2 separate regions of the Homo sapiens genome follow, and region 1 is linked to region 2. The links are chromatin contacts, found by Hi-C or POLR2A ChIA-PET in ENCODE. All regions are on one chromosome and are shown on one strand. Each heading gives the region's core, a stretch centred on a gene start or an enhancer-like site at or near the end of the contact. The rest is flanking DNA. Distances are from core to core; before and after follow the strand shown. Region 1 overlaps LPP (LIM domain containing preferred translocation partner in lipoma). Region 2 overlaps LPP (LIM domain containing preferred translocation partner in lipoma).

The links. Hi-C counts contacts between places; a loop is a spot of excess contacts on that map. ChIA-PET counts read pairs that join two places held with the same protein, here RNA polymerase II (POLR2A). Pooled maps may share reads with other maps.
Region 1: a loop to region 2 is called in a pooled map, with 8 times the contacts of the local background. The contact joins two enhancer-like sites. A Hi-C loop is called at or near these places in 10 of 50 pooled maps. POLR2A ChIA-PET finds 5 or more read pairs at or near these places in 3 of 52 experiments (BJ, WTC11 and activated T-cell).

Annotation. Positions count from the first base shown.
Region 1 is chr3:188,699,208-188,705,057 of GRCh38, forward strand. The region is part of intron 7 of LPP (LIM domain containing preferred translocation partner in lipoma); the gene reads left to right. Among named protein-coding and RNA genes, the nearest start is that of MIR28, 13 kb to the left of the region's middle. Within about 2 kb of position 2,609, at least 4 of the 41 ENCODE cell types and tissues checked have a DNase peak (open chromatin) inside an H3K27ac peak, as active enhancers do.
Region 2 is chr3:188,784,259-188,790,323 of GRCh38, forward strand. All of the region lies in intron 9 of LPP (LIM domain containing preferred translocation partner in lipoma), which reads left to right. Among named protein-coding and RNA genes, the nearest start is that of MIR28, 99 kb to the left of the region's middle. Within about 2 kb of position 4,518, at least 2 of the 41 ENCODE cell types and tissues checked have a DNase peak (open chromatin) inside an H3K27ac peak, as active enhancers do.

The sequences.
Region 1 (5,850 bases), core at 1,359-3,858, 87 kb before region 2:
TGCTCCAAGCCCAGGCACTATTATAGCTGCCTTGACACGTGGAGACGGAGAGAGGTGGGTGTGGAGAGACCTCACTTTCCCCCAGCTCAGCCTAGATAAAACCCTTGTGTGCAGAGACCAGGGCCCCCTGACTGGATGCCCAGGCCTTTTCCCAGCTGCAGTAACTCTTCCAACAACTCCTCCTGTCTGTAATTCAGAATCATCCATCCTTGGCTATGACTCCAAATTTGGTTTAAGAAAAGGCATTTTATGGGCATCGATGCATGGCATGAGAAAGGGAATATGAGGAAGTAGAGATTTTAAGAAAATCAAGATTTCGAAAGTTGAAGATCAACTGGGATGAGTTTCAAAGCAAGAATCAAACTTTTAAAGTCAAAATTTCTGGGTCTTCCTCTTTGTGTCCTTAAAATTCATTCTTCAATAAAATGGAACATAAGAATAGAAGAACCAAGAGCATGCTTTTCTAATCCCAAGGAGCTGTGAGGAGTGTTCATTTAGAAGATTTCAATTCAGATAGTCAGGTATCCACCTTCCACTTCTTTCCTTCTCTGTGGCCATCGCTTTTAACCTGAAACAGAAGAGGTATCCAGCAAATCATCTGCCCCTGGCCAGAAGGGGTTCTCCTTCCATTTAAGCAGTGAGATGTTGAGAGTAGAGTATAATTCAGTGAGAGTCAAAAAGTAGAAGCAGCCACAGGAAATTGCAAACTGCAGACTTGACACAGCTAAATAGAAGGGGGGAAAAGAACGAAAATATCAGAAATATATTTTTTCTGGCAGGCTTTCAGCTCTAAAACGGGGCTAATTCTACCTTTTGAAAAGAAGATAATTTCAATGTTTCTTTTTTTTCAAGAACACATAATTGAAGTTATTTTCCCTCTGAGGGAAGGAACCTCTTGTACATCACTACAAATGGACAAGAAAAATGAGCAGCTCTGGTACCCAGAGTGATAGAGTATTCATTATCATGTAATCTTTTTGAATATCTTGGCTGCCTTTTCCCGGTGTTTTATCCGCCTGAGCGGTGCTTTTCTGGTAAGGTTCAGATTTGCAGTAAATTTGAGTTATCTAACACCATGTAACAAAGAAATCAACAGCAGGTAAGCACTCAAGAAAGAAAAATGATCACGCCAAGGTCAGCCCCAGAGGAACTCAGGGGGCTGACATTGCGACAGATAGTGGGTATCCATTTTGTAAATTGGATCCTTAGCACACAGGTTAAAGTAGGTAAATTGTAGTAACAAAGATGCAAGATGGTGTGGTGTTTTCCTGGGAGCCATTTGCACCTTAGTGCGGGCTGTTTCCCATGCTTCCTTTTTCCTTTAGAAAGGATGATGGATATTTTTCTTCTCCACTCAGAAAAGGGGCAGTGGGATGATAAGGTGATTAACCTTTGTGTGTTCTTGATTTCATGCCCCAAGTGTAGTGAAAGTTCAGTAGGCTGCAGAAACCCTGTGACCTGCCCATTGCTTACTCAGATTCAGAATGCTGAATGAAGTTCTGGATGTTTCAGGGGATGCTGACAACTGGCTTAAGTCCTCTCATAAATGGAAATCTCTGTCATAATGAGGTTTCCACTTACTCAGTGTGTCTATTTTTATAGACTACAAAGGATCTGTAAATATGAATATCTGTGATTTCACTCTAAAGATTGGTAATGATATGTGTCTTGCATACTATGGGCACAAATGGGCACAAAAAAATGATAGAGTAGAACCAAAGGAAGCTTTGAAAATAACATGTTACACATAAAGAAACTGAGGCTCAGAAAATGGAAATGATTTGAGCAAAATCACTGGACAACTTAAAGGCAGAACTAAGATTAAAGATATTCTGAATAGTCAGGTCTTCTGTATTTATGGGTTTCTATGTAAATGTATAATCAAATACCATGAAGTGTTATATGAATATGACAGATACTGTTATGTATGTTATTCTTAATCTAGTGGAGTTTCCTTCTTCATCAAGGGTCCTATTCATGTGTACATTTTGTTTCAGAAGCAAGTCTTCATTACTGCATAGTCCCACCCATAATGTTTACCAGGGATTTAGACCCAGATTTGGCTGTAAATTTGGCTTCATATTAAGTATTTTCTTGAATGACAATCACCTGGGCCCCTAGCAAGAAAAGAGGAATGGCAAAGAAGAACCAGTTTTAGATAATTTTCAGCTGAAAAAAAAAAAATCTTTATTTTAAGAAGGGAAAATACAGAAACATAGAAAGAATATAAAGCATTCAATTTCCCATGACTTTCAACGATTAACCTTTGAGCATATTGTATTGCCGTAAGGCAGGTCAGCCTGGCCAGCGAGTGACTTATCTCCATGTGGTAGTTCAGGGCCCAGTCTCCATCCTTCCTGTGCCTCACAAGGCCACATCTAACTGCAAGGAGCATGGGAAATGTAGTCTAGCAGTGTGCCCAGCAAGAGGAGGAAATGGATTTTGGTGAGCAGTTAGCAGGCTCTGCCATGCTTAGTAAACATCAGTCCTTTTTAAAGCATATTAGCCACTAAATTGCTCAGAATGCCACGATATCTGGCTGCGTTTTTTTTTTTTGAAAGTGTCAGTGGTCTTGGTGTTAGAAGATGTTTGCCAATACACTTACTTCAGAAGCATGACTTTCATAAAAACTCAGCTCCCATTTTTAAATCTCATAATGACTTCCCATTACTTAAAACAGGCTTGGCATTGACCATATCTTACTTCTCTTTTCTCATCCTAGTTCTGTTTTTTTCCCTTTTTTTTTTTTTTTTTTTTTTTGAGACAGAGTCTCGCTCTGTCGCCCAGGCTGGAATGCAATGATGTGATCTGGGCTCACTGCAACCTCTGCCTCCTGGGTTCAAGCAATTCTTCTGCCTCAGCCTCCAGAGTAGCTGGGACTACAGACACCAGGCACCCGCCACCATGCCCGGCTAATTTTTTGTATTTTTAGTAGAGGTGGGATTTCACCATGTTAGCTAGGATGGTCTCGATTTCCTGACCTCGTGATCCGCCTCCCTCAGCCTCCCAAAGTGCTGGGATTATAGGCGTAAGCCACCACGCCCAGCCTTTCCTCTTAACAGTTTTTTAGATATACATGTTCCTCCTGAAATGCCTTTAACTTTCTTCCTTCTTTCTTTTCTTCTTCTTCTTCTTTTTTTTTTTTTTCCGGCTGTTGTACGCAATTTATTCTTCAAGATCAAACTACAGGTCATCTTTTTTTGGCAGCCTTCTTCCGTCTCAGAACACTGAATTCATACCTGTGTTTTAGAGCTTAGACTTTATTGTAATTGCCTATTTTCATGTCTCTTTCTTCCCAAACTGTGAGTTGTTAGAGACAGGATCTCTGAATAATTTGTCTTTATACTTAAAGTTCTTGGCACTTGGTAATCCCGTAGGAGATTTATGTTAAGACAATTTTGACGGAGTCCTCTAAAATCTGTCGCTCAGTAACTCACCTGTGGATCATATAACGTTAACTTGCCTTTAGTAAGAGATTCGGGTATTTCAGAAACAAACATATTAGTGATTAAGATTGATACTTACAAGAATGTCTTTTTTTAAGAGAAAGGTTTGCTTCACAATGTCTTTGTTTTGCTATTTGGCAGCAAACCTCCACTCTGATAAAAGAAATCTTTGCTTAGATAATAGACTCAGACTAAAATCCAAACAGCCGCACAGTAAGAGAACTAGAAAGTCTTGGAGACAATGATATCAAAACCCCGAGAGGCATTGCAGTGAAGAAGTATGCCCAACTCAGCACACCCCAGTTTCAACGTTCTGCTGTTTTTAAGCAGCGGTACCTCTACAAGGTTGCTCACTTATCTTCTTAAGTCTCTATTTTCTCATCCAGAAATAGGATTACATGTCATACAGGGCTGTTGTGTAGGCATTTGAGATTTCACATCTGTGAAAGTAGGCATCTTGAAAAGGGTCTTGCAAACATGAGGAATTAATATGCTACAGTGAATATGTTGCTGATACAACTCACACTTCTACTTCTGAAGAAACGAGAAACAAAAATAACACAAACTATTCCCTTTCAGCACCTCCCACCACAAATATTCAATCGTGTTTTATTACCCATACAATATGCTAGAAGTTGCTTATTAACAAATAAGTTGGACACAGTTGTTCATTTTTCTTAGGAGGTATTGAGCCCTAAACACTATCGAGAGAGAGGTATTAGAGTAGGTCTCTGATTATGACAGTAAGAATAGTACTGGATTACTGCTTCTAGGCTCGAACACTGAAAGTTTTAAGCTGTCTTCTTTGGTGTAAGAGACAACTCTTAACGGAGGAACCCTGTGTTTCTCCATGGTGTATTCCACAGGTGTTAAGTATTCTGCACTGGGTTAGTGACAGCCGTGGAGTGGAGGTGGAGGCTGTTCTCTAGCCAAATAAACTTCAGAAATACTGAAAGAAATGGTCTCTCAGAATCTTTCATCATAAGAAAAAAACAGGAATCCATAATTAGCATTAGATAAAAGAGTAGAATCTAACAGAAAATAGCCTTTCCAAGTGTTATTTCAGAAACAGCATAGCAAGCAAATAGAGTATTCAGAGAACAAAAAGAATGATAACGTTTTTCTCAAAATCTGTGAAATATTGACAAGGTAAGTACTTTGAAATTAGATTTATACTTGAAATGTAAGTGCTAGGGGTAGAATCTAAATTTCTGGCTTAGATTTATAAAGGACAGGATCGGCCTTCTTGCTGCCTTGTCTATATTGAAAGGGAAACTGATATTAGGTTGAGACAATGATAAATTGTGTCTGTTCTCTGAGGGTCCATCCTAAGACTGAAGACAGGAATTATCAAGTTTTCTCTAACAGTCGTTTGGCTTAATTAAAACAACTTGCACCATTATTATTAGAGGTAATATTTTATACTTTTCTAGCACTCTCTGTGGGAAGCATCGTTTGCTTGGGGAAAAAATGCATGGCACTTGGAGACAGGTGACACCATATTTTGGGCTCAAGGTCTCCCTGTATTGCAAGCCTGGAGAAAAGGTGTAGGTCACTTCCCAACCTCATTTTCAATTCCACTACCTGAACTGTAATAATCCACTCCCTCAGAGGCAGTTTGAGAGATTCAAAGAGATCCTCTTTGTTACAATTGTCTGAAAGTAGTTAAACTCTATTTATCATGAAATGTGGGTTATCTCACTTTAATTCTTACAGAGACTGTGAGGTACCACTGGCAAGTCCATTGATAGAAGAGAACCTGAAGTTATGAAAGGTTGACAAGCTCACCTAAGGATGCCAAGTGAAGGTCATAGTCAAATCTCTGTCTCTAACCTTAATGATACTGCCGTATAATGTATTCCTTTATCTCTGGCCACCAGTATATTAGATAAACTCACCATCTCATTTCAGTCTTGCTGCTCTCCCATTCACCCTCTACTTCAGCGGGAACTTTCTAAATATGATTAGAACACTCTTCTAAAAACACTTACCGTGGTTTCTAATGCCTGGATGTTCCTAATTGAGAACATGCAAATATATTCCCCGTGGTCTGTGAACTTCTTGAAATTGTAAGTAAATTTTGTGTACACTGCAGATACCTGTTTTGTTGTTGTTGTTGTTGTTGTTGTTTTGTCAAAAGACAGTTTAACACATTAGATTTTGAGACTTGTCCACGTTCTTACCCAAGGCCTGGAGCCCCTAGCTCACCGAGAAGCCCTAAACATCTCAGCATGGCATGGAAGCAGTAATTAACTGACCCTTCCTATTTTTCCACCTGTCCAGACCGAAATACTGAACCACTTGTAGTTTTTCCCACTCACACCAAACTACGTCTCAACTTTGAAACTGTGCTCCTCTCAGGGTCCTTCACTTGGCCTGGGTTGGAAGCTCCAGGATAGCGGGT
Region 2 (6,065 bases), core at 3,268-5,767:
CATTTTTATGGCTGAATAGTATTCCATCATATATATATATTCCATCATATATATATATTCCATCATATATATATATTCCATCATATATATATATTCCATCATATATATATATTCCATCATATATATATATTCCATCATATATATATATTCCATCATATATATATATTCCATCATATATATATATTCCATCATATATATATATTCCATCATATATATATATTCCATCATATATATATTCCATCATATATATATATTCCATCATATATATATATTCCATCATATATATATATTCCATCATATATATATTCCATCATATATATATTCCATCATATATATATATTCCATCATATATATATATTCCATCATATATATATATTCCATCATATATATATATTCCATCATATATATATTCCATCATATATATATATTCCATCATATATATATATTCCATCATATATATATATTTCCATCATATATATATTCCATCATATATATATTCCATCATATATATATATTCCATCATATATATATATTCCATCATATATATATATTCCATCATATATATATATTCCATCATATATATATATTCCATCATATATATATATTCCATCATATATATATATTCCATCATATATATATATTCCATCATATATATATATTCCATCATATATATATATTCCATCATATATATATATTCCATCATATATATATATTCCATCATATATATATATTCCATCATATATATATATTCCATCATATATATATTCCATCATCATATATATATTCCATCATATATATATATTCCATCATATATATATATTCCATCATATATATATATTCCATCATATATATATATTCCATCATATATATATATTCCATCATATATATATATTCCATCATATATATATATTCCATCATATATATATATTCCATCATATATATATATTCCATCATATATATATTCCATCATATATATATATTCCATCATATATATATATTCCATCATATATATATATTCCATCATATATATATTCCATCATATATATATATTCCATCATATATATATATTCCATCATATATATATATTCCATCATATATATATATTCCATCATATATATATATTCCATCATATATATATATTCCATCATATATATATATTCCATCATATATATATTCCATCATATATATATATTCCATCATATATATATATTCCATCATATATATATATTCATCATATATATATATTCCATCATATATATATATATATATATTCCATCATATATATATATACACACACACACACACACACACACACATACCCACACATCCCAGTTTCTTTATCCACTTGTTGATTGATGGGCATTTGGGTTGGTTCCATGATTTTGCAATTGCGAATTGTGCTGCTATAAACATGCTTGTGCAAGTATCTTTTTCGTATGACTTCTTTTCCTCTGGGTAGATACCCAGTAGTGGGATTGCTGGATTAAATGGTGGTTCTACTTTTAGTTCATTAAGGAATCTCCACATTGTTTCCATAGGACCAGCCTGCTGATTTTCTCTTTACCTATGTCTCAGTTACCTTTGCTGTTTTGTATTCTCCCTGACTCCTAAGTTGTCCAGTCTCTCTGGGATCATTTTCTTTCTCAATTTTCTCTTTAGTCACCCTCATATCCTCCCAAGCTTTTAGATATCATCAGTATGCTGACATGTCTCAAATAGGTACCATGATGGTTTTGTTACTATTTTTTATCTTAGCCATTCTGATAGGTGTGTAGTAATTATCTCATTATAGTTTGACTTGCTTTTCTCAAAGTGCTAATGATATTAAACATCAGTGCAGGCTGGGCCCGGTGGCTCATGCTTGTAATCCTAGCACTTTGGGAGGCTGAGGCGGGTGGATCACTTGAGGTCAGGAGTTCGAAACCAGTGTGGCCAACATGCTGAAACCCTGTCTCTACTAAAAATACAAAAAAAATTACCCGGGCATGGTGGCGGGTGCCTATAATCCCAACTACTTGGGAGGCTGAGGCAGGAGCATTGTTTGAACCTGGGAGGCAGAGGTTGCAGTGAGCCAAGAGCATGCCACTGCACTCCAGCCTGGGCAACAGCGTGAGACTCCGTCTCAAAAAAAAAAAAAAAAAAAAAAAAAAAAACCAACCATCAGTGCAGAAGAGGATGTGGAGTGGAGAGACTGCATCAATTATATTTTGCTGATGAGAATATAAGATGGAACAACCATTCTAGAGAAAGTTTTGGGAATTTCTTCTTTTAAAACTAATCCTGCAACTACCATGTGACCCAGCAGTTGCACTCCTGGGCATTTATCCCAGGGAAATGAAGACTTGTATATCCCAGGGAAATGAACAAATCAAATATTTGTTCATAGCAGCTATATTTGTAAGATTCCCAACCTGGAAAAAACCCAGATGTCTTTCAACAGGTGAATGGTTAAACGGTGGCACATTCTTACCCTGGAATACGATTTAGCAATAAAAGGAAGGAGTTGTTGATATATGCAACACCTTGGGTGAATCTCAAAAGAATTATACTGAGTGGGAAGGGCCAACCCCCAAAGGCTGCATACTGTATGATTCTATATATAACATTCTTGAAATAACACTATATAAATGGAGAACAGATTAGTGTTTGTCAGGAGTTAGGGATGGGAGACAAGAAGTCAGGGATTAGGAATTGGGGGTTTGGGGTAGCTGTGGTTATAAAAGGACAATAGAAGGGATCATTGTGGTGATGGAACTGCTCTGTATCTTTGCCATGGTGGCAGATACATTAATCTATACAGGCAGTGCAATTACATAAATCAAATACACACACACCTGCATGAACTTACACATATATACAGACAAGTGGAGAAATCTGAATAAGATTGATAGACTGTATCAATCTCATATTCTGGCTGTAATATTGTACCATAGTTTTACAAGGTATTATTGTTGGGGGAAACTGGATAAAGGGTACTTAGATCTCTACGTTATTTCTTTCAACTTCATATGAATCTACAATTATAAGAAAATTTAAAGTTTAATTTATAGAAAAGGCAATTTTAGATTTGAAATAAAATTCCTACATTAACTGAAAAATTAATTAAATATAAATTTAAAATCAAAATTAAAAACCCTTTGACAACTTTAGATCTCTCTCTCTTACACACACACGCACACACACACATACATCTAAGCTTTATTGTCTTTGCTCTACTAACAGTTCAGCTCCCTGTAATTCAGTTTCTATCCCCACCTCTCCACTTACACCACACTTCTGAACATCACCAGTGACCTCTTTGATGTTTAATACACTTAAGACTCTTCAGTCCTTATCATTCTTGAGCTCTTGCAGCATTTAAAGATGTTGACTCTATCTTTGTTTCATTTGACTTCTATAGCACCGTACACTCTGGGTTTTCTTCCTATCGCTGTACACAACTTTCTACCGTTTTTAATAGATTTCCTCTCTTCATTCCTTAAATTCTCCATTTTTCTTGAGTTCTGCCCTAATCTCCCTTCTTGTCTCAATCTGTACTCCTGAGTTATTTCATCTGCTTCCGTGAGTACAAATATCATCTGTGTGCTGAGAACTCTCTGGCCAAAATCTGCAGCTGGATCTCTCTGTAAGCTCCAGATATGTATCTATCATTTTAGCCTGCAGTCTTCATAGATTGGCCCATAGGCCCACAAATGCAACAGTTTCAGACAGAACCCAAGGTGTTCCCTTTTAAACCTGCTCCTCTCTGTGTTCCTTTTCCATGAATGGCATTACCTTGTTGCTCCAACCAAAGGCACAGGAGCTGGCCTGTATCCTTCCTCTTCCTTCAGTATCCCCTCTTATCCACTTATTAACCAATTTCTGACATAATACTTTGGCTTCCTTTATATCTTCTTTCATTTATGAGACAAGTTCCTTCAGTGTTTTCTAGTGACTTTTCATTACTTGGAAGAGACAGTTCATACTCCTCACACTACCATGTAAAGAGCTCATAGCCACATGCACACACATGCACATCCACTTGTGCACACATACCTAAACACACACCCAAAACAGAGAGATTGTCTCATGCCTGTGGCTGGGTAAACACTTGTCCTTGATGGAATGTGTAGCTTTCCCATCTCCATCCCAATCACCTAGCCAAAAACTCTCCTCCTTCAGGCCTCCATTTAGACATCACTTTTCCCTCAAGTATGTGTGATTCTTGTGCCTTATCCTCCCCATCATCCTGTAATAGCATCCTCTGCTTTTCCTCATCATAGCATTTAGAAGACTGTATTTAAATTACCTATTTGACACATACCTCAGTAGCTATACATTTTCCCTAAGGGGAGGGTTGATGTCTTGTTTCTCATTGCATCCTGCAGTAAGCACCGAGTAAGTGTTTCTTGACTCTGGGGCTGTACTGAGTTGAAGAAGGATGACATCACTGACTACAGAACCCTTTGTATAAGCATCAAAGGGGTAGCAGTGGGGTAAATGATCACATCCTGGCTAAATGGTTCCGATTCCTACAACCCTGCAGCACGCCCCCCCGGCTCTAAACCTTTTAGTCATTTCCTGTGAATCTTGCCAGCACTCATTTCATTTTTTGTTTTTTCCATTTTCTTCATCTTTCCCACATAGTATAGACCAGAATGAATCAAGGTCTAACTTATGCTGACTGTCCGTGTTGCATCATCAGTCTTTGGGGCCCCTTCTCAGTTTCTGTGGCTGCTCTTGTGCCTGCTGACTCCATCCCTGTAGACCTTGCTGTTCCTCCCAGTCTGTGGCCACTAACCTCAGTTATTTTTACTGAATGTGTTACCTCATCCATAGTGAGTCTTTTGTTGTTGTTGGGTTTTTTTTTTAGCAACAATGTATTTTTTAATTAAGGTATGTACATTGTTATTTTAGACATAATGCTATTGCACACTTAATAGACTACCATATAGTGTAAACATAACCTTTACTGCACTGGGAAACCAAAAAAATAAGTGTGACACACTTTATTCAATAGTCACTTTATTGCAATGTTCTGGAACCCTTTTTGTTGTTGTTGTTGTTGAACGGTTATTATAACATGTCTGATTTAGAGGAAAGTACACTGAACTGAAAATCAGGAAAGCTGGGCCCAGGGGGCTGGCCTTGAGCAGCTGACTAAGCCTGTACATTTAATTCAAAAAGAGCTACTCAGGTTATTCCCTTAATCGGTCTTATACTTTATGACAGTAAGCACTTACCTCGTTCTGTCACATGGTGTGGCCAGATTATGCATGTACTATGATTCAAAACATTCACGTAAATAAATCTTCCTAACATACAAGAATTATGTGTCTGTGGTGCTTTCCAGCTTTTGATGTGCTTGCAAACCCATTTTCTCATTTAATCCTCACAAAGTTGGAAACCAGCTCACTTACTTATTCATGTTTACAGGAATAATCAACATTGATGCCAATAATTTTGATTATATATTTTAAAAATCTCATGAAATTGGTTTTAAAAGAATCATTTATTAGACAAAAAGAGTGAACCTATCAACAGGCAATTCACAGAAGAGAAAATAAAAATAACAAATGAACCAATGAAATGATGTTCAAATTATTTAAAGAAATACAGTTTAAAATATTATTTTTTCATTCTCAGACCAGCCGGCATTTATAAGTTCAATGCTTGGTATTGGCAAAAGTATGGGAAGCATGTACTCACATGGGCTTGTGATAGGAGTACAAATTAATACAACCTTTTCGAAACAAAATTTAGCACTATCTTTCAAAATTTTAGGTGTGCACTATTTTTGACCCTGCAACTCGATTTCAGACAGTAGGCGTATTTGCATAAAGGCACAGTGGTATTCTGTTTCAGAATACACATTGCAACATTTTTATGATAGAATAAAAGGACTAGTAAAATAAAGTACAGCAACTGCATGCAATAATAACATGGAGGCTATCAGAAAAATAAGACAAATCTATATATGCTAATTAAAGACACCTTAAAAACTATTTTAGGAAAAAACAAGGTACAAAATAGGACATAAAGGATCTGATTTGTGTTTGAAGAAAAATTTCAAACATGAGTGTTTA